2 separate regions of the Homo sapiens genome follow, and region 2 is linked to region 1. Evidence: chromatin loops called from intact Hi-C (ENCODE). Cell type or tissue: tibial artery. All regions are shown on one strand. Each heading gives the region's core, and the rest is flanking DNA. Links, peaks and the distances in the headings are about the cores only.

The links. A loop is a pair of places that touch in the nucleus more often than their neighbours do. Peaks named below come from ENCODE experiments on the same cell type or tissue, not always from the same donor. Only the 100,000 strongest peaks of a DNase experiment are listed, where the experiment ranks them.
Region 2: it touches region 1 in a loop (2.3-fold over the local background); 34 of 110 quality-filtered maps call a loop at or near these places.

What each region holds. Positions count from the first base shown.
Region 1 is chr6:100,087,976-100,098,939 of GRCh38, forward strand. It overlaps the pseudogene LOC100420742. Among named protein-coding and RNA genes, the nearest start is that of MCHR2, 99 kb to the left of the region's middle. In tibial artery, for the core only: no CTCF peak of the experiment used is centred there; DNase peaks (open chromatin) are centred at 4,353 and 5,096.
Region 2 is chr6:99,995,165-100,006,128 of GRCh38, forward strand. MCHR2-AS1 (MCHR2 antisense RNA 1) reads left to right here. Exons shown (of 3, transcript NR_038384.1): 2 at 5,630-5,832. Among named protein-coding and RNA genes, the nearest start is that of MCHR2, 6.4 kb to the left of the region's middle. In tibial artery, for the core only: a CTCF peak has its summit at 6,950 (motif pointing right); no DNase peak of the experiment used is centred there; H3K27me3 peaks cover 995 bases.

The sequences.
Region 1 (10,964 bases), core at 2,858-5,357:
GTTGATCTGCCAATTGAATAACATTTAGACTAGTAACCCCTGTTAGGCAAGTCCCAAGTTTACCAAATTATCTTAGTCCCAATATAAACAAAGTTGTAATTGCTTCACTTAGTACCTTAGCACTTGTGTAGTTATGAAAAACATCATTTAATAGCAGCAGTGAGGAGAGCAGAGGGAATTAGCTGTTCCCATGATGCCATATTTGGCTTACCTGATGAAATACAAAGACATAATCCAAGTTCTAGCAGCAAATAAAATATTTAACTGCCAAGCATGACTCATAGCTTCCACATCTTTAATGACTATTTGAAACATCAGTAGTAAGACTCTATTTTTAGGAGCTAACAAATGTTAAATAATTGTGGTTTGCATTATTTTCTAGAGGAAAAGGCTTGAAAATATACCTTCTAATTCTAGTATATTTTACCCGTGTCTGCACATAAAAGGTTTGATAGGATTTAGCCAGAGAGCAGAAGCAGAATAACAAGACCAGTAAGTTTCTATCTGTAAGCATTTTGTTGCTAAGATTCCAATAGTTGAATGGAGTCTCTGGTTCATTATTGGATTTACGGAGCTTTAGTGTGGTAGATATACAGCCTAAAAAGTATAGAAATTATAAATTATTATTAAAACCTAGATATGCACCTGCCTTGGCCTCCCAAAGTGCTGGGATTATGGGCGTGAGCCACCGCACCCAGCAAAACCCGGTCTCTACTACAAATACAAAAATTAACCAGGCACAGTGGCACGCGCCTGTAGTCCCAGCTACTCAGGAGGCTGAGGCAGGAGAAACACTTGAACCTGGGAGGCAGAGGTTGCGGTGAGCCAAGATCAAGCCACTGCATTCCAGCCTGGGCGACAGAGCAAGACTCTGTCGCAAAAAAAACAAAAACCATAACAACAACAAAAAACCTAGATATGCAAAGTCTCCTAGTCACATAATGATAGTATTCACTTATAACCATATTTCCTTTTCATAAATAGCAATCTAATCTTCATGTTGAATGACTGAATGTTTCATTACATGTAAATTTTATTTTATTATATGATCCCTTATTGTTGGTTGCTTAGGTCCAACTTTGAGAGATGGTAACTGTCCTGTACGCACAGTTTTACATCCATCCATTTCTGGGCCCAGTTGTGCTCTGACCAGTAGAGTATGTATGATTGTTTACACAGCAACTCCAACTCTACATGTAACCATTCTTTTAAAAATCTTTTTGTAAACTTTTAAGTTCAGGGGTACATGTGCAGTTTGCTACATAGGTAAACTTGAGTCATGGGGGTTTGTTGCACAGATTATTTCATCACTCAGACATTAAGCCTAATACTCAGTAGTTATTTTTCCTGATGCTCTCCCTTCTCCCACTCTCTACCCTCCAACAGGCCCGAGTATGTGTTGTTTCCCTCAATGTGTGCATGTGTTCTCATCATTCAGTTCCTGCTTGTAAGTGAGAACATGCGGTATTTGGTTTTCTGTTCCTGCATTCGTTTGCTAAGGATAATTGCCTCCAGCTCCATCCACGTTCCTGCAAAAGACATAGTCTCATTCTTTTGTTTTGGCCTCATAGTATTCCATGGTGTATATGTACCACATTTTCTGTATTATTCCAGTCTACCACTGATGGGCATTTAGGTTGATTCCATATCTTTGCAATTGTGAGTAGTGCTGCAATGAATATACACATGCATGTGTCTTTATGACAGAATGATGTACATTCCTTTGGGTATATAACCAGTAATGGTATTGCTGGGTCAAATGGTAGTTCTGTTTTTAGGTCTTTGAGGAATGGCCACCCTGTTTTCCACAATGGTTGAACTAATTTACACTCCTACCAACGGTGTATAAGTGTTCCTTTTTCTCCAAAACCTCACTAGCATCTGGTTTTTTGTATTGTTTTGTTTTGTTTTGTTTTAAATAAAAGCCATTCTGACTGGTGTGAGATGGTATCTTATTGTGGTTTTGATTTGTATTTCTCTAATGCTGAGTGATATTCAGCTTTTTTTCATATGCTTGTTGGCTGCATGCATGTTTGTCTTTTTTTGAAAAGTGTCTGTTCATGTCCTTTGCCCACTTTTCAATGGGGTTGTTTATATTTTTTTCTTGTAAATTTGTTTAATTTCCTAGATGCTGGATATTAGATCTTTGTCAGATGTATAGTTTGCAAAGATTTTCTCCCATTCTGTAGGTTATCTGTTTATTCTGTCGATAGTTTCTTTTGCTGTGCAGAAGCTCTTTAGTCTAATTAGATTCCATTTATCAATTTTTGCTTTGATTGTAATTAGTTTTAGCATTTTTGTCACGAAATCTTTGCCCATACCTATGACAAGAATGGTATTGCCTAGGTTGTCTTCTGGGATTTTTATAGTTTTGGGCTTCACATTTAAGTCTTTAATCTAATTTACATTAATTTTTGTATATGGTATAATAAAGGAGTCCAGTTTCAACCTTCTGCATATTTCTAGCCAGTTATCCCAGCACTATTTACTGAATATGAAGTCCTTTTCCCATTGCTTGTTTTTATCAACTTTGTCAAAGATCAGATGGCAGTGCAGAAACTTTTTAGTTTAGTTAAGTTTCATTTATTTATTTTTGTTTTTGTTGCATTTGTTTTTGGAGTCTTAGTCACAGATTCTCTGCATAGGCCACTGTCCAGAAGAATTTTCCCTATATTATGCTCTAAAACTTTAAGGTTTTCAGGTCTTAGATTTAAGTCTTCAGTCCACCTTGAGTTAATTTTTGTATATGGTGAGAGACTAGGATCTAGTTTCACTCTTCTGCATGTGGCTCTCCAATTTTCTCAGCACCATTTATTGAATAGAGTATTTTTTCCACAGTATATGTTTTTGTCTGCTTTGTTGAAGATCAGTTGGTTGTAGGTATTTGGCTTTATTTCTAGGTTCTCCGGTATGTTCCATTGGTCCATTATACCAGCACCATGCTGTTTTCGTTACCATCACCTTGTAGTATAATTTGAAGTCAGGTAATGTGATGCCTCTAGATTGGTTCTTTTTACTTAGGATTACTTTTTTTATTCAGGATCTTTTTTGGTTCCATGTGAATTTTAGGATTGTTTTTTCTAATTCTGTGAAAAATGACATTGGTATTTTGATAGGAATTGCTTTGAATCTAGATCGCTTTGGGCAATATGGTTATTTTCACAATATTGCTTCTTCCAATCCATGAGCATGGGATGTTTTTCCTTTTGTTTGTGTCATCTACAATTTCCTTAATGAGAGTTTTGTAGTTCTCCTTATAGAGATTTTTTCACCTCCTTGGTTAAGCATATTCCTGAGTATTTTATTTCTTTTACAGCTTTTGTTAATGGGATTGACTTCTTGATTTGAGTCTCTGTTTCATTGTTATTGGTGTATAGAAGTGCTACAGATTTGTGTACACTGATTTTGTAACATGAGACTTTACTATTAATAAATTCATTTAGCAAATCTAGGAGTCTTTTGGAGCAGTCTTTAGAGTTTTCTAGGTATAAGATTATATCACTGGCAAACAGAGATTATTTGACTTTCACTCGTCCAATCTGGACGCCCTTTTTTTATTTCTCTTGTGTGACTGCTCTGGCTAGGCCTGCCAGTACTATGTTGAATAGAAGTAGTGAAAGTGTGTTGCTACTCTGCTACTCTTCTTTATTAATGATTTTAAGGGTATTAACCCTACTTTTAGAATTAAGTTTCATAAGGGTAGGGACCTATCTGTTTCTTCTCTCTATACTCAGTAACTAAAACAATGTCCACACACAGTAGGCATTCAATTAATACTTATTTTTTAGAAATATTTTATTATTTGGGCGGGCGCAGTGGCTCACGCCTGTAATCCCAGCACATTGGGAGGCCTAGGCGGGTAGATCACAAGGTCAGGAGATCGAGACCATCCTGGCTAACACAGTGAAACCCTGTCTCTACTAAAAATGCAAAAAAATTAGCCAGGCACAGTGGCGGGCGCCTGTCGTCCCAGCTACTCGGGAGGCTGAAGCAGGAGAATGGCATGAACCCGGGAGGCAGAGCTTGCAGTGAGCCGAGATCACGCCACTGCACTCCAGCCTGGGTGACAGAGTGAGACTCCGTCTCAAAAAAAAAAAAAAATCATTATTTACTATTATGGTTAATTTTATTATTATCTATAATAATAACCACATCAACTACAGTGAAGGATTTCACTCTTGCCTCATACTTGCTGGCAAAATAATTAAGCCATTGAGACCAAGACTAGGAGCAGATTTGCCACTAGGTCATGTGAACTGTAGTAGAGTAAAGGAGGGGATGGGGGAACTCTTTAGCTCGCAGCAAAGTAAACTCAGAGCCCCAGGTCTGTGCTCCAAGCAAATGGGCTCTGTGGTGGTTTCAGAGGGCAGATCTGGGGCCAGTGCCAGAAGGTAGAGGGAGGTAGCTATCACCTACATGTGTAACTTGCAGAGCTGAATGACTGCAGTGGACTGCCTCAAGAGACGGTTAGTTAATTAGAAAACATATCTAATAGTAGCAGTCAGCTACTTATGAGCTCTTACTGTATGCTTGAAGCTGAGTTTATCATACAGAATCTAATTTAATTATCATAACAACTCTATTAGACATACTATCACCTCCAGTCTACAGATGAAGAAACTGAGGCTCAAAATTTGGACAACAGTATTTTGCCAAAGGTCCCATAGCACATAAGTGGTGATGTGGGATTTGAACCAAGGCTGTCTGTGTTCAAAGCCAGAGCTCTGATCCACTATATTAAACAATCTCTACTGCCTTTCAGAAGCACCTCATATGTCCAAGGCACTGTGCTTCAGATGCTACCTCACTGAGTCCACTGACAACATATTAAGGTGGATGTTATTATCTACATCTTACAGATTTCGGAACTGAGGTTTGGAGGGATAAGTGGCTTGCTGCAAGTTCCACAAGACAGAGAGGCCAGATTTCAACTCCAGTCAGTCTGACTCCACCCATGCCAATCCAGAAGAGGCTAGAGGCTCATTGACCAGGCATTCTAGAAGGGATTCCTGCAGCGAGTGGAGGCTCCTTCATTCTTTCACTCAAAAACCTTACAGGGCCGGGCGTGGTGACTCACACCTGTAATCCCAGCACTTTGGGAAGCCGAGGTGGGAGGATTGCTTGAGCCTAAGAGCCTGAGACCAGCCCGGGCAACATAGTGAGACCCCATCTTTACAAACAAAAAATTTAGCCAGTCTTGGTGGTGTGCTCCTGTAGCCCAAGTTACTTGGGGGGCTGAAGCGGGAGGATCACTTTAGCTTAGGAGGTCTAGGCTGCAGTGAGCCATGATCAGGCTGCTGCACTCCAGTTGGGCAACAGAATGAGACCCTGTCACAGCCCTTGTGCAGTATGTCTGCCAGTTGAGCTCTGGATCTTGTAGGACATTCAGGGCCATGTTGCAGGTTCCAGTGGCCATATCCTGCTTTCCTAAGTGGAATATTTTGGCCGGGTGATACAGGATGGGAGGTTGGTTCTTGGCGATCTCGAAGGCCTTGCCAAAGCAGTCCAGAGGGTCGGTCTCCGAGTACTCACAGTATGGATGCCCATGGTGGTGATGGATAAGGGGTCCTTCCTCTCCAGCAGCATTCTGTTGCAACACCAGGCCAGGGCTCGGTAGTGGGGGAGGTCCTCAGACTTGAGCACTTGCTGGAGCAGGGCCAGCATGCAGTTGAAGGTGGGCAGCCTTTTCTGCTTCTCTCTGCCCAGCTCCAGGAAGATGCCATCTAGCCTGATGAAGAGCATTGCCATAGTGAAGTACCAGCCCCTTTTCTCTTCCATTTGGATCTGCTTCCCCCTTTGGCACCATCCTTCCACCTTCCTGAGAAAGCCCCTTTGGGCATATTGAGCCCAGCTCAGCTGAAGCTCAAGACCCCCGTGAACTGTTCTGCCATTATTATTCTTGCCAACCTTGCTGTGCATTCAGAACGACTTGGGCTTCAATTAATATTTATTATTAAACACGTTACAAATAGTTTTTTTCCAATTTTTACATTACATTTTAACATTGTTAATTGGTACGTACTGAATTTATAGAAATTGTAAGTCAATGTGTTCTTTACACTTTTTAGTAAATATCTGTTTCTGAAAAACAGAAAAATCTCATTTCTGTTCTTAAGATTATTTGAGATTTTTACAATTTCAGTAGCATAACTAATGCTTCAGAGCCCTGGCTGGTGGAGGAGGGGTGAGTGAAGGAAGACATAGGCTTTAATTATAGGCTGGCACTTACAAGCTGGTCAAATTATTTCACCTCTCAGCCTGAGATTTCTTATCTGAATATTAGAGTATTAATTATTCCTGCTCAGATAATCACTGTGAGAATTAAATAAATGAGAATCTTTGTAAAGTACTTAGTACAATATGCAGAATATGCAGTCTAGTAATAATGTTACCTTGGTTCTGATAATAATGATGACAATAACTTCTCTAGATTTCAATCTTCTTCTGTAAAATGAAAATAATGATGCCTACCTCATGTGAATATTGCCTGGAACATATTAAACACTCAATAAGTGACAGTTATAAAAAATAAAAATTAAAAATTACACAAAACAAGAGTGATTTTAGAATTCTCTCTCTCTCTCTCTCACACACACACACACACACACACACACACACACACACACAGAGATTCCGATATGCTTACATCCTTAGGAAAGATAATCGAGCCTTCTGATCCCTACCTCCTCTCCATTGAAGATGACTGTTTTAACATTTTTAAAAATAAAATCTACTAATCTTTCCCTTTGAAGGAATCTGCCTTTGAAGTCAAGCTAAAGAAGTCTATACTCATACTAAAATTTGTAAAAAAAAAAAACACTCATCAATCCTTTATTGTAGTTTTTTTTCAGTTAATTTCTAATTCAGATGGAATACATTATGGTAAAAATTATGAGGTTTCCAGTTGATTAGCAAAGTGTCCCAAGTGTCTTTTTGTTGCTAATAGTACTTCAAACTTTATTAAATGATTTCCAAAGAACATTATATCATCATACATCTTCCACATTTAGTAAGTATATTTTAGGTATTTATTTTTGTGTTGTTATAAATAAGACTTTTAACTATTATATTTTGACTAATTATTGATATTTAAAATATTTTTGTGTATTTAAAAGGTCTGTTGTCTTACCCATAACTTTTTAATAAATTACTTTTAATATTTTTTCAATTAATGGAAGCTTTCAAGTATGTAATTATATTACTTGCAAATTATAATCATATTTGCAACTTTTTGTCTAAAATAACTTTGACTTGAACTTCCATTACTTTGTTAAATAATAATGGAGATAAATATTCCTGATACTCTCCTCGGTGTCCTCCCATCAAGCGTGACATGGGCTGTTGGTTGGAAATAGATTTCCACCTCTCCCGCACAATAAAGAAATATGTTATATTTCTATGTTATTGAGAATTTTAATCAGATATAAATTTTAAATGTCATCTTTTTTTTGAAATCTATCAAGATCTTTCCTTTTCCCACCCATTTGTATAATAAGATGTATTTTCATCTTGCTAATTGTATTAGTCCATTATCATACTACTAATAAAGACATACTGGAGACTGGGTAATTGATACAGGAAAGAGGTTTAATTGACTCACAGTTTTGTGTGGCTGAGGAGGCCTCAGGACATTACAATCATGGTGGAAGGCACCCCTTCACAGGGCGGCAGGAGAGAGAATGAGAGCCAAGTGAAGGGGGAAAACCCTTATGAAACCATCAGATCTTATGAGAACTCACTCACTATCATGAGAACAACATAGAGGAAATCACCTCCATGATTCAGTTATCTCCACGTGGTCCCGCCCTTGACATTTAGGGATTATTACAATTCAAGATGAGATTTGGGTGGGGACACAGAGCCAAACCATATCACTAACCAATGCTAATATTAAACAATACTCAATGGTACTGAAGTATATCTCTTGTGGTGATTGGGTTTTTGTTGTTATATTGCAGAATTGTATTTTAAGATTTTTGCATCTACATTCAAAACTATATATTTTGTCAAATTTTTTTTATTATATACCAAACTCAAAAGTTTTTTCTTTATCTCTATATTCTTCATCTTCATTCTCTCTTTGTCAGGTTTTGGAATTAAGGTTATAATTGCTTTCAAAAAATTGGAAGTTTCCTTTTCCTTTCTGTTCTGGAAGTGTGTACAAATAGCATGAGACTAATTGTTCTTTGTGGGTTTTAATGAATTTGGACAAAAATCTTTCTGAGCCTAATGCTATGTTTTCAAGATTGTTCTTTCAAAACTGTCATTTTGTTATATTATTAATTTGTAAAAGTTATTGTCTTTTTAAAGTAGAAAATTATTGTAATTTATATTTTTCTTAAAAATTATTCTTTCAGAATTTCAAATGCAGTTAGAAAATAAAATATTAGTAGTGTGTATAGTTGTAACTGGCTTTATTACACAAGGTTATACAAGAAAAGGGAAGAACACAAGCAAGAATTAGCACATTTGCAAGAGAAGGGATAGGGAATAAAGTCAGTCCAGAAACTGGACTTAGAGGGATTGGAAATGCCAATGACTCATAGGTCCTAAACGAGAAGATGCAAAACTTTAAAAGCTTTTAAGTAAGAAAAGCTTGTGAATACTTAGCCTTGAGGAAAATACCATATTAAGATTGTGGCCTTTCTTCCTAAGTCTGGTGCCCTCAAGGAAGATGCTTTAAATTGAGAGAGAAAAAAAAAGGTATGAGGGTAAGGAGAAAAGCAAGAATCTGAGCTCGATAATTATATCTAGAAACATGAATTTCATTAGCTTTCTATTGCTACGTCAGAAATTAACATAAATTTAGCAGCTTTGAACAAGGTTTGTCCCAGTTCCATAGACCAGAAGTGTAGCCAGATTATCTGCTCAGCTCTCACATGACTACAATTAAGATATTGGTCTCATCTGAGGCTCAAGTTTCATTTCCCAAATCACTGGTTGTTGGCAGAATCAGCTCCTTGATGTTGGAAGACTGAGGTCCTCACTTCCTTACTGGCTGTCAGCTGGGGGTTGCTTTCAGCTCCTAGAGGATGCTCTCAGGTCCTTGCAGGTGGTTCCCTCCATCTGCAAAACCAGCAGTGGGGAATCCTCCCTATGTAGAATTTCTCTGACTTTAGAAAGGGCCCTTGAGGGACTCACCTGATTATGTCAGGCCCACCCTGAAAAATCTCCCTCTTTTCTCTTTTTAGAGACAGGGTCTTGCTCTGTCACCCAGGCTAGAGTACAGTGGTGTGATCTTCACTCACTGCAGCCCTGAACTCCTGGGCTCAAGTGATCCTCTTGCCTTGGCCTCCCAAAGTGCTGGGATTACAGGCATGAGCTACTACACCCAACATAATCTTCCTTTTGATTAACTCAAAAGTCAATTGATTAATAACCTAATCACGGAAATAATGCCTCATGATATTCACAGGTCTGCTTAAACTCAAGGAGGTGGCATTATATAAAGCATGCATGCCATGAGGCAGGAATCTTGAGGGCCATCTTAGAATTCTGCCTACCCCTGGAGCTGACAGGAATAAATAAGTTAGAAACCTGCTAAGGTATGGAGAGAATTTTGTCTATGAAACAACAAAAATAAAACAAAAATTTAAAAATATGTTTTGAGACTCCTAATTTGCACAAGCAATAAATACTGGATGTCACAAGCCCAGGATCCAGAACCACACAGAAGATTATAGAGCCTCAGTCGACCTAGGTCTCCAAATGTTTGCATGGAGTAGGTGCCCAACCTTCCCACAACCCCTCCCAGGTCACTCTCCAGACTTAATGCACATGAGAGCTGAGTGTGTTGAGCCATGAGATGTTTGATTTAGCGTTCCCAGGTGCTAGTATCACCATAAGCAAAACAATACTCTGTGGACAGTGAAGCGACTAAGTAGAAGGAGCTTCGGGTTCCCGGATGACCCAGTGAAGTCAAGTTACATACCTTCACTGGACTGTCTTTCCTGTAGTGTTTAAGCCTTTAAATTCTTAGAACTCTCTTTCTTTTACAGTAGTTTTGCCTAATTTTTATAACTCTCTTTTGTAGTAGTCTTGTCTATACCCCAACTAATAAATACATTTTCTTCTAAATAACTTTTATAGTTTTGTATTTGTACCACTCATTCAGGAAATCTTAGGTACTACCTTTAACTTCTTATCTATATCTGCCTTGAATTGTTATTTACATCTTTTATTGTTAATTACTTTTCCAAATGTTTATACCTTTTCCCTCTAAAATTTTAAGTCCTGTAAAGAACAGAAACCATCTCATATATTTTTATATTACATGATCCTTAATACTGTTCCCTAGAAACAGATGAGTTCAGTATATGTAATTTTTGGCTACTCTAAAGCTCTTGTATTCTTTTCTAGTTGCTTATAATTCAAGTTTCTGTCTCCAAATATATAATATTTTCTTCTCTTGAAACAATGACATGAACAAAATATGTTATTAGTCTAAGTTTTAAAAACTGCATTTTTAGTTTTTTTTGGTGTATTTATGTTTTGATAATGGTATTCCTGCCTTTAATAGTGAATGTATTCAGAGCTTATCCAGCCACAATGGCAATATTTTATGAGCAAAGACAGTCTTAGATAAATCTCTAACAGAACCTCCCCAATTATTTTGAAAATATTCCTTCCCAATCACTTAACAGGACTGTATTCCATAAGAGAGAATGCGACCTAGCAGTACTAGGAAGGATAAATTGATCTATCAGGATAAAGGGCACATTTTTTATCCTCTCAAATGCGATGAAAACAAATTTACATTTACTCTATGAAGACTTCAGTTACATGAAATCAAATATTCAGTTGAAGTTTTTAAAAATTAATTTTATTTCACCATTGGGCATTACTTTCTGATTTCATGAAGGTGTTCTCCTTGATATCACATATGTAGACAGCTCCAAAGGACAGAAGACATGAGTTTGGAAACCAACCGAGATGTCTCCAGGTGGCTCAGGGTCCCCATCAAG
Region 2 (10,964 bases), core at 5,394-7,893, 90 kb before region 1:
AATCAAGGAGATATGAGGATGGGAGATTAAATTTAAAGAGAATTTGGATTTCAAAGTGGGAGATTTCAAAGCATCTCTTAGGAAAGAAAAACAAGAAGAAACACTTGACCCATTTATTAGGCTGATTATCTAAACGCCCTCTACAATACCCTTGTGGAAAAGCCTTTTCTAGTTCTCTAATAATATAAAAATTCAGTCCACTATAAGTTTATACACCTTATGTTTTTTTCCAAGTTAAAATTTTGATGTACATTTTCCTGTTCAACTTTCCTATCCCTGACCAAATGTTAAGTCGTTTCAAAGAAAACTCAGAGTGGCTTGTCTTGAATTTCTCATTTGTAGGCAATCCATTTTAAAAAAGACAGGAATATTGGCAATGCCAATTTTTGCTACTTCAATTCTTTGTTCCAGTGATTGATAATGATGAGGATGATGATGTTGACGAATTCTATCTAGTTGTGTACTCTAAATGAAGGATGAATAAATCTCATTTTGTTGTTGTTGCTAAATTGAAAAGTGAAGAATACTTTTTTTTTCTAGCCCAATATATTGTATTGTGTTTTATGGAGCATTGGTGGCTAAAAAGCCTGTGCTAGACGTCACTATTTAGGGAAATATTAGCATATGAGGCTTAATTGCATCCTTGCTTAAGTTTGACAATTTCTATTGGTGTCAATGGAGGATATGTGGCCTTACCTTACATTTTGGTGCCACTTTTTATGCATACTTTAAAAGGTATCATTACATTATTTTTATAATAATTGGAAGGTACACAAGATGGGTGTTATCCCATTTTACTAATAAAGAAACTGAGGTTAAAAGTTAAAGTAAACCATAGACAGTGAAACAGAGGCTGAACCAGAAATAGAATCCCACCTAATTCTCACCCTGGACCTTGAGCTTTCTGATGAGGTAACATTCTTTAGATAGCAGTAGGAGAGCCAGAATGCCCAGTTAAAACCCCACCCCTGTAAAGTCCCTGCCTTTTTTTTCTCAGCTGGAAACTGGGAAGTTTGTCAGACAAAGCTCTTCAGGTTACTGGCAATTTATGTGCTGGGAGGTGGATTTGTGGGCAGAGCTCCGGCTGACCTGGTGTTGTCCTGCTATGGCTACAGACTTCTGACTATGCTTATCAGAAAAACTTTCATTTGGTTCAAGGATTTTTGGTGAGTCTCATTAATTCTGGTTTTATAAAAATAAAAGAGATTGGTGCAATGACTGACCCCTCATGCTGATGAGAATGAGGCTTATTGTGTTCCAAACGTGTATATACCATGGACTGCAGAGTGTCCGCAGCAGGTCCTGATCTCTATTCCTTCTCATTAAGGGATTGTTCAGGAACATCTCTCTGCTGACTTGGCATGGCTTTCTTCTGAGGACCCAGGCTGTTCTTGAGCTCCTCACTGGCCTGGGCTGGGATATTACTTGTCTCTGCAATCATCTGCTACCCAGCTTGGTCTTTGGCTCTGCACTTCCTCGAAGCACAGTCTCTGAGAACTTAGTCTTAATCATCCACTCCTATCAAAGCATCTGATTCCCTCCAAAATCCTTTGCAGAATCCTGACTGAGGCTCTCTAGGAAAATGATCTCTCTCTAAACTGAACCCGCTGTGTCCATATTGACTCTATAAGCTGAATTTTCATTGAGTTTTCACAACAGAAGGGATTTTAAAGACCTATTAACAAGAAGAATTTCTGCTAGGAATCTAGTAGTGGGTTCCATTTAGATTATAATATTTTAAATTGTCTCTCAGGCTGCAGCATCTCAGGAAATTAGCCTGAATTAGGAAATTCTCAGAAAGTTAGTCAGATGTCATTTTGTGCCCACTAACATAAGCATTGCATAAAAAGCAGTGAGATATTGCAGTGTTTCCAAAAGTGTGTTCTGTGGAGCACTAGTTCCATGAGATGATCCATAAACAAAGAGTTTTGTTGTGAGACAATTGTTGGTCCTAGCTCTTTAACCCCTCCTTGGATCCACTCCTTGCAATGGCCTCACCATGGATGGAGCATATTTCATCACTCCCTGACTTTGGGCTTGGCTATGTGACTTGCTTTGTCCAGTTGAATATGGATTACAGACACAGTATGACAATTTTAGGAGTAGGACTTAAGAAACTTAGTGCATTTTCACTGCCTCTTTTGTACCTCTGGCATTGTCCAAGAAGAACATGTCCTGGCTAGCCTGCTAGGCCAAGGAGGATGAGAGAAGCATAGAAAACACAAATTCCCAGGCCTGCTGCTTGAAGCAGAAGTGTTCCAGTCAAACTTCAGCTCTGTGAGAATACATGAAGATTGTTCTGAGACACTGAATTTTGGTGTGGTTTGCCATCTGGAATTATTGTGGCTGTAGATAACTAATATAATAGTCAAAAGAGTTTGGGACACATATAACTCCCTCTTCTCAGAGTCATAACCCACATTAATATATTAAAGGCTCTGAGAAGGACTGCATTATTTCATTACTTCCCAAACTCATTTCATTTTTTACCTTTATATTATAATAATATTATATAAAATATACACTTTAGATTAAAAAAAAAAAAACAAAGAAGAGCAGTTTGCCTAAGTCCTAAACTTGCTATTAAGAAACGTGGATGAACTCTTAGAACAACTGACAATGATTTTCAAGCCTTACCAATCAATCAGATTCATAAAGTTTACTTACTAGTAAATCCCCATTTACCTTCTCATGGCTGCTGAATTTCACATCAGTGACTTGTCTGGTATGGCTCTAAATTTCTAAATGAGTAAGAATTATTTTCCACTTCTGGTGCTAGCCAAATTTCAGAATGATTTTATAATCAGTATAAAGAACATTCATTTTTTAAGTAAATGACCAATGAATTATATTGATCAATTTTAATTAAATTCTTTTTTTCAAATAACATGACTAATATTTGCTATTAAAATTACTTAGCAGCTATGTTGGTGTTAAAAATGAGAATGAATAACCTAAAATACTGGCTGATCTCTTTTTCTCTTAATTTTTGAGAAATGGGGAGCACTTTCAGGAGAATTCTTTTTCAAGCTTAGTCACAATGCCAAGGCTTGGGACTGCTTTCAAGCACAAAAGAAAACACATGGGTTTCAGGAAACATATAGAAAACACCTCCTTTTTCATTTAATTTGGTAACTATGATGCATTGTTGATATCTGTTTATATTCCCTAAGGGGCCTTGGCCTGTGCTTTCATTTCAAACACAGGTGCTCATGTTCAACACCATTGGCAGTGATGTTTGTACAAGAATTTATTTCTTTCCAACTTCTTGAAGAATGGTCATAGCTTATCATATAAGCTGTCTCAGTAAGCATAAAACATTATGACCTGGAATGTCTTAAAACAAAGTGAAAAATCAGTTGACCTTTTATACTTTTCTTCCTTCTTCTAAGTGGACTTCTTTCTTCTCACTATATTTGCCCCTAGCTGGCTGGTCTATGGTAAGGTGCTATCTATTAACTAAAGCGTTAGTAAAATTCTTTCATTTTAAAAATCTTTCATTTTATAAGTGGTACTTTTAAAAGACATTTATTTCCAATAATAAAATGCTTGGAGAATTATTCCAGATACTAGGGGTACAAAGATGAACAAGATATCATCCCTGCCAATGAGGACCTTCAAATCTTGTGGTGAAAATAAACACATGAATAGTTACAGTGCAAATGAAATGAAAGTATGATATGCATTCTTAAGATAGAAGTAAGACATGTTAATTGAGTATTCTTAAAGTAAGTCATTTTTATGAGTTTGCTCATGTTGGCTAGCAGAATTGTGATGTGTTAGTGAGTTGAGGTATACAGCCTAGTTTTTATTCTTTGAAAAAACATGAAGGGTGCTTTACCTTGGGTTCTAAGAGAGACAATCACCACGATTCACTGTGAACTACTGCCTTTAATATTTGGAATGAGAACTACATACTCTACTAAACAGTTTTCCTAAGCCTAGTTATAGATAATAAACTATGTATAATATAAATAGAGAAAGTGGATGTTAATATCCAACTCCATCCTTAGGAATTATGAGAAACTTTGAGGAAACAAATTTAAATGAACTGTCTTTGGCTTAATCCACTCTGTATTTCTCCTGCTGCATCAGGTTCCGTAACCCTCTGCTATGTCTCCAGTGCTTCTTGGGCTAAGGTAGAAATACCAGGGCTGGTTTTCAGTCTCAATTAATTTGCACAAGTTTCGCTTTGGCTTCAGAGTTTATAGGGATAATTACCTCCCCAAATGCTCTGGGAAATGCATGCTCTTATTACAAGGGTTACCATATATCTCAGTTTATCTGGGACAATCCCAATTAATGCCTACTGTTCTGGTGGGACTATTAGTTATATCTTATGCCAGTGTAATGGATTAACGGGGCAGCCACCTATTAGTCCTGCTCACCCTGTGGGAAAGGGATGGGAGTGTTATAGTCTGCTCCCTTTGTCTTTGAGATAACAGCTGAAAACAGAGCAGAAATGTGGGTGCCATGAAATTTCCTGTGTGCACATTAATATCTTTCTTGGGGGGCAGTAGCTCAGAATTCTAAGGTTTTACCATTTCATGTCCCCATCAAATTAGCCTCATATCCTTTACCTCCCATGCATTCATTCTTTGAGAGTGAAATGTTTAAATGCCTGCATTTAATATTTACATTTGTTTTTTGAATTATTTTTGAATTATAATGATTTATAAATAATTTATAAATGACCTTCATTTTACTGGAATAGATATTCAGAGAATGATTTAATTTACTCAGTTTTAGTGTAGCACCACCATAAATCCAAAGGGAAATTGAAGAGAACTCACTGGTTTACTGTTTCTCAATCTTGGTGAATTTCATCTCTTTATTTCAAAGATACATTGTGTCCTTGTGTATTGAGTAAAAATAGCTCCACTATCTAATAACAAAGGCATACTGTATTTGACAAATTCCAGATTATAAAACATGTTTATAGTGGAATTGATAAAATTCATAGTAGCAGTACAGTAGGGAAGACAGATCTATGTAATGGGTCTAGGTATGGATTGGAATCAAGTCTAAAGGCCCCTTGTGTAAGTTGTGTGCTTTGAGGGAAGTCATTTAATGTTTTTGAGCCTCAACTTCATTATGGATAAAATGAGGAAGTAAAACTTGCCCTACCCACCTCATAAGGCAACAAATGTGATTAATGTAAAAATAATTTATCCAATGCAAAGCACTATGTGATCATAAGTGGTAGCAGAGAGCTCTGTCCTTCAGGCTATTTAGAGGTATTATACTCACAGAAGAAAAGATATCCACTTGAAAAGTGAGATTTCGTAGTCTATCTCTCTTTCCATTGGCAGTTCCATTCCCCCTATACAGACTAAAGCTCAAACAAGTTCAAGCCAACAAGAATTTGTCAGGAACTGATCAGGATACAGCAATGGGTTTGAGGTGGGCAGAAACTGCTAGTCAATGGGGCATTTCAAAGATGCTAGTGTTTGCAAATTCTGTACCACTGGTTCCTACTCTTGCCAGTGCCTGAACTTGATTTGGTTATAAAGATAAATAAGACATGGTTCTGCTCTAGGGAGCCCACAATTCAATGAGGGAGACAGACATACACAAGTTAATTTCAATATAATGTAATAAAGAGTATAATTTTTTTTTTCATCTTCAGCTGACAAGTTTATTTAATCCCTGAACCTGGATCCAAGGCATCTCCCTGTAGAAAACATCAGACCGGGGCAGAGATTGACAAAGCAACCCAAAGCAGCAGCTGCCAACGGCCGCTGTGCCCACCTCATCAGCAGCTAAAGAGTATAATTTTAAAAAAAGTCACAGAAGAATGTGGAGACACTTAGCAAAACGGACTCTCATAAGGTAAGTTTAAAGAAAGATTTCAGGTGCCAACGATATTGTGTATGTCTGAAAGCCTTCTGTAATGATCATTATGGCACAGTTCTCAGGTGTAACAAAGGGTCAGAGATTACACCTCCTTGCTCCTAGCATAAAAATAACAACCACAGATTTTGTTGTAGAACACACCAGTGCCTAATACCTCATTCGGTCAATTACTTGCTACATTTCTGAGCTTCAGCTTCTTCATCTGTGGTGCAGGGGTAATCATATCTACCTCAGTCTACTGGAATGTCAGCTCTACAAGGGCAGGGACTTTGGCCTCTTTTGTTTATTACTGTGTCTCCATCACTTAGAACATGGTAAGCACTATGGATGTTACCTTATATAGGAAGTACTTACCTGGCCCATGGTAAGTACTCAATAAATATTAATAGTTGTGGAATTTGTTTTGTAAATGAAGGTAGCTATTCATCTCCCAATCACCATTTTTTTTCCTAATTTTAATGAAGATCCACAGTAGAGTCAAGGAGATATTGGACCAGGTCCACTGGTTTACTCTTTGCTTCTCAATCCTGACCAATTTCACCTTTTTGTCTTTCAAGTATGTATTTCAAAGGTACATAGTGTCCTCGTGTATTTAGTAAAAATGGCTCCATTACACAAGACACAGGCAAAAGGCAATGGACAGACCATGCTCATGATGCTTCCCCGTGTATATCCATGTGGTCTGCCATGCTGCAATGTCCTTCCCCGTTGAGAAATTTGCAAGGATCTGAAGACTCAGGTCTGTATATAGAAAGGGTATCATCAAATATGCTTACTTTTTCTGTTTTTCAATGTTTGGAGTCTCTGTTTTTATAAGTGTACAGTTATTCTGAAAACAACCTTTTCCCAAATTGTCAGAGAAAAAACTGTGACTATGCTAGAGTAGTTCATCCATCAAGCTACATCCTTTAAGTACTTTCTCATCTAAAGGATTGACAGATTGCACATTTCACTGGAAAGCTGTCACACAAATATTTCCCTGGAGAGTTGGTAGCTCCAGAGCTTGAGAGTCGGATCTCAGAACGGCAAATACCTCATTGAGAACTAGCTCTAACACCAAATGCAGTTCTCCCGACTGGCCACTTGGTGGCAGTGCCAACTAAGTGCCAGCTCAAGCCATTAGATTGCACACAGGCATGTGATTCCTAACTTCTATTTATTCATTCAAATTTTAGGACCTACAAGTGGTTTTTGGTCAATCACATGGGCTAAGGCAAACTTTGCTTACTGACAAAGAGACTACATGACAATTTTAAAATACATTTCTTACCCTAATTTATGACATTATGTTAGGCCCCCAGTTAGGATACACCTGAAAAGGTGAATAATGGCAATTTCCTCAGTGTCTTTTAATAATCTCTATCTTGACATTATACATAGGTCAAACATAATCCAGGTCCTATCCCAGAACTGGTTATTACCCTGAACTTCTCCACCTCATAAATCTTAAACTCTGTTCTCTGACCACAAACATCTATCTCTCCCTCTTTGCTGTTACAGCAAAGGTGTGCTTTCTCAGAGATCACAGTCTCTTGAGCCCTTCTCTTTTTTCCTGTTTTCCATGTTCCATAGTCCATCCTGCAACCCTTCTGTGTTAGGGTTCTCCTGAGAAACAGAATGAATAGAATGTAGATGGTAGATACATAGATTAGATTAGAGCTAGATAGATATAGAGATAGATAAAGACTTATCATAGAAATTGGCTCATATAATGATTGTGGAGACTGAAAAGCCCCACGGTCTGGCATCTGCAAGCTGGGAACCAGGAGAACTGGTGGTGTAACTCCTGGTCTAATTCCTTAAGTCCGGAGAACCAGGAGCTCCAATGTCCAGGGGCAGGAGAAGACAGATGCCCCAGCTCAAACGGGGACAGTGAATTCACCATTAGTCCACCTATTTGTTCTGTGCAAGCCCTCAATGAATGGGATAATGTCCACCTGCATTGGTGAGGGCATGGGCTCACTGCTGCACCTCTTTTGCTGTGAAGTGAGTTTCTGGATCAGAAACAATGCTGTGTGGAAAACCATGATGGTGGATAAGGCATTCTGTGAATCCACAGATGACAGTTTTGGCAGAGAAGCATTGCAGGTGAGAAAAGCAAGTTTGTATCCAAAGTAAGTTTCTATTTTAGTATGGACAAAACACTGCCCCTTCCATGATGGAACTGGTTCAGTGAAATCAACTTGCCTCCAGGTAGCTGGATGATAACCATGGGGAATGGTGTCATATTGGTGTTCAGTGTTGGTTTCTGCTGCTGGCAGATTGGGCACTCAACTGTGGCCATATCCAAGTTGACTTTGGTGAGTAGAAGTCCATGTTGCCGAGCTCATGCATAACCACCATCTCTGCCATCATGGCTACTTTGTTAATGAGCCCATTGGCCAATGACAGAAGTGGCAGGAAAGAAAGAGACTGACTGGTATCCACAGGACAGGTCATTCTATCTACTTGATTATTAAAATTCTCCTTTGCAGAGGTTACTCTTTGGCAGGCTTTCACATGGGACACAAATACCTTCATTTTTTTGTTTGTTTGTTTTTGTTTTACTCATTCAGAGATGTTTCCTCTCTGTGTGTTGGCTCATTCTTTCCCAGGCTCCTTTGACAACCCTTTAAGTGTTGCTGGAATTCTTCCTTAGACTTATTTTCTCTCTATACAACCCCATGTGACCTCTTTTATGGCTTCAATTATCAATTATATACTGAAGAATATACTCCTGAAACAATATCTCTAGGCAGCTTGTCTAAACCTGAACTCCCCATTCCTTCATGTTTTCTACCAAGTCTTTTATTTTATTTTTTTAGATGAAGTCTTGCTCTATTGCCCAGGCTAGAGTGCAGTGGCATGATCTCAGCTCACTGCAACCTTTGCCTCCTGGGTTCAAGTGATTCTCGTGCCTCAGCCTCCCAAGTAGCTGGGATTACAGGAGTGCACCACCACACCCTGCTAACTTTTGTATTTTTTTGTAGAGATGGGGTTTTGTCATGTTGGCCAGGCTGGTCTCGAACTCCTGGCCTCAACTGATCCGCCCACCTCGGCCTCCCAAAGTGCTGAGATTACAGTTATTTACCAAGTCTTCTCATCCTTTATTCTTCATCTCATTAATGGTTCTGTTAACCACCTCGTTATCAAATTGGAAACCTAGAAGTCATGCTTTACTCCCTCTCTCTCACTTCACACATCTATGTAGGCACCAAATTCAGTTAAATGTAGTACCTTTACATCTACTGAGATAGTTCACTTCTCCATCTCCATAGCCACTGTCTTAACTCAGGCTGTCTTCATTTTCCCCCATAAATTACTGAATAAGTTGCTCATTCCTTGTCCCAACAAACCAATTCTCCAAACTCCTGCAAGAGGGAATTTCAAACAGGAAGATCTGATTTGCTTAAATTCATTTTTGGTTTTTCATATTGTTCAGCATAAACTCCTAAGCATAAAGTTTTGGAAATGCATTCTGAAAAAGTGAAACAAATGACAACTTTCTGAAGCTATTGGAAACTTAGATAAAATGTTTAACATTACAGAGAAAGTATTTGTTTTGTGGTAATGACATGAATTTAAATTTTGGTGGAGCAAGGCTTTGTGGTAAATATAACATTTGTATTAATATAAAAATCTATGGAGAAGAAATAAATTTGAAGCTGTTTGTCATGTACGGATAAACCATAATTGTATTCAAACAAACTATGATATCATATCTGTTAAAATAGAGTCTGTAGTTGTTGCAGTTTAAAGAGTTTAACATATCTTACATGGTTAATGTCATAAAATATTTGCTATGAAGTTGATGTTGAATAATAAAACAAGCTTTGACATGGCAAATTGCACTTTATCTCTTTTCTTCCCATCATCAATTGAATTTACAAGTGTTTTAGCCTTTGAAGAACTACTTTGCAAATCAATGTTAATGTTCTACAACAGCGTTCAACTTTTTGTAAATGAGCTTTTTAACCTTTTAGTATATTAAAAAGTCAACTGTACATCTATCAATCATTAAACCATTCTGTGAATGTAATGCCAAAAAGTCAGCTTTGGCAGCATTTACTGAGTTGAAATTATTAAAAAGAAAGCCTGCACCCAGATCCCAGATGTTGCTTTCTAAATATCATTCTCCAATAAAAGCAACCAGGGGTCCTTAGAGAAATGGTTGATGTCAGCAACTCTCAGTTTCGGCTAGGATTGGAACAGGGAAAATATAAGATGAGCTTGAAGCATTTGTAGCCCCAGGAAGCAAGGAAGAACCCCTAAAACAAAGGATAAAGGCATGCCGAAGGGACTAAAGAGCCAACCTGAAAGAGCTCCCAGTGGCCACATTGGAATAATTTGAAAAACAAAATAATAATAATGTTGGATTATTACTGAAAGCATAGTATGATTATACATGAATCTGCACTGAATACATATATACAGTTCCCCTGGAATGGAAGTATAATTCCCTCCTCCTTGAGTATGGGCTGGGCTTCATGATTTTCTTCCAAAAATAGAGCATGAAAAGGAAGAAAAATAATAACTTTATTGTAGAGAAACCTGGCAAACACTACCTTCAGCAAGTGATCATGGTTAACATCACTAGTGCTATGGTATGTTGACACCATGTGATGAGGAAGGCATTTCACCTTTGTGGTATTCTCCCAATCCCATAACTCCAGTGCACCATAAGAAAAACATCAAACAAAAATCAAAGAACATTTTATAACATATCTGACCAGTACTCTTCAAAACTATCAAGGTCATCAAAAATAAAGACAGACTAAGATGAGACTAAGGAGATATGATGACTAAATGTAATGAGGTATCCTGGATGAGATCCTGGAACAGAAAAAGGACGTTAGGGAAAAACTAATGAAATCAGAATAAAGGGTGGAATTTAGTTAATAGCAATGTACCAGTGTCGATTTCTTAGTTATGACAAGTGTACCATGGTTAAAGCATGATGTTAACAAAAGGAGAAACAGGGTGAAGGATATACAGGAATTCTTTGTACTACTTTTACAGTTTTTATGTAACTCTAAAATTATTCTAAAAGAAAAAGTTGATTTAAAAAAGAAAGCCTATAATATTGAAAATGTTAAATGCATTAATCCAGAATTTTGGGAGGCCAAGGT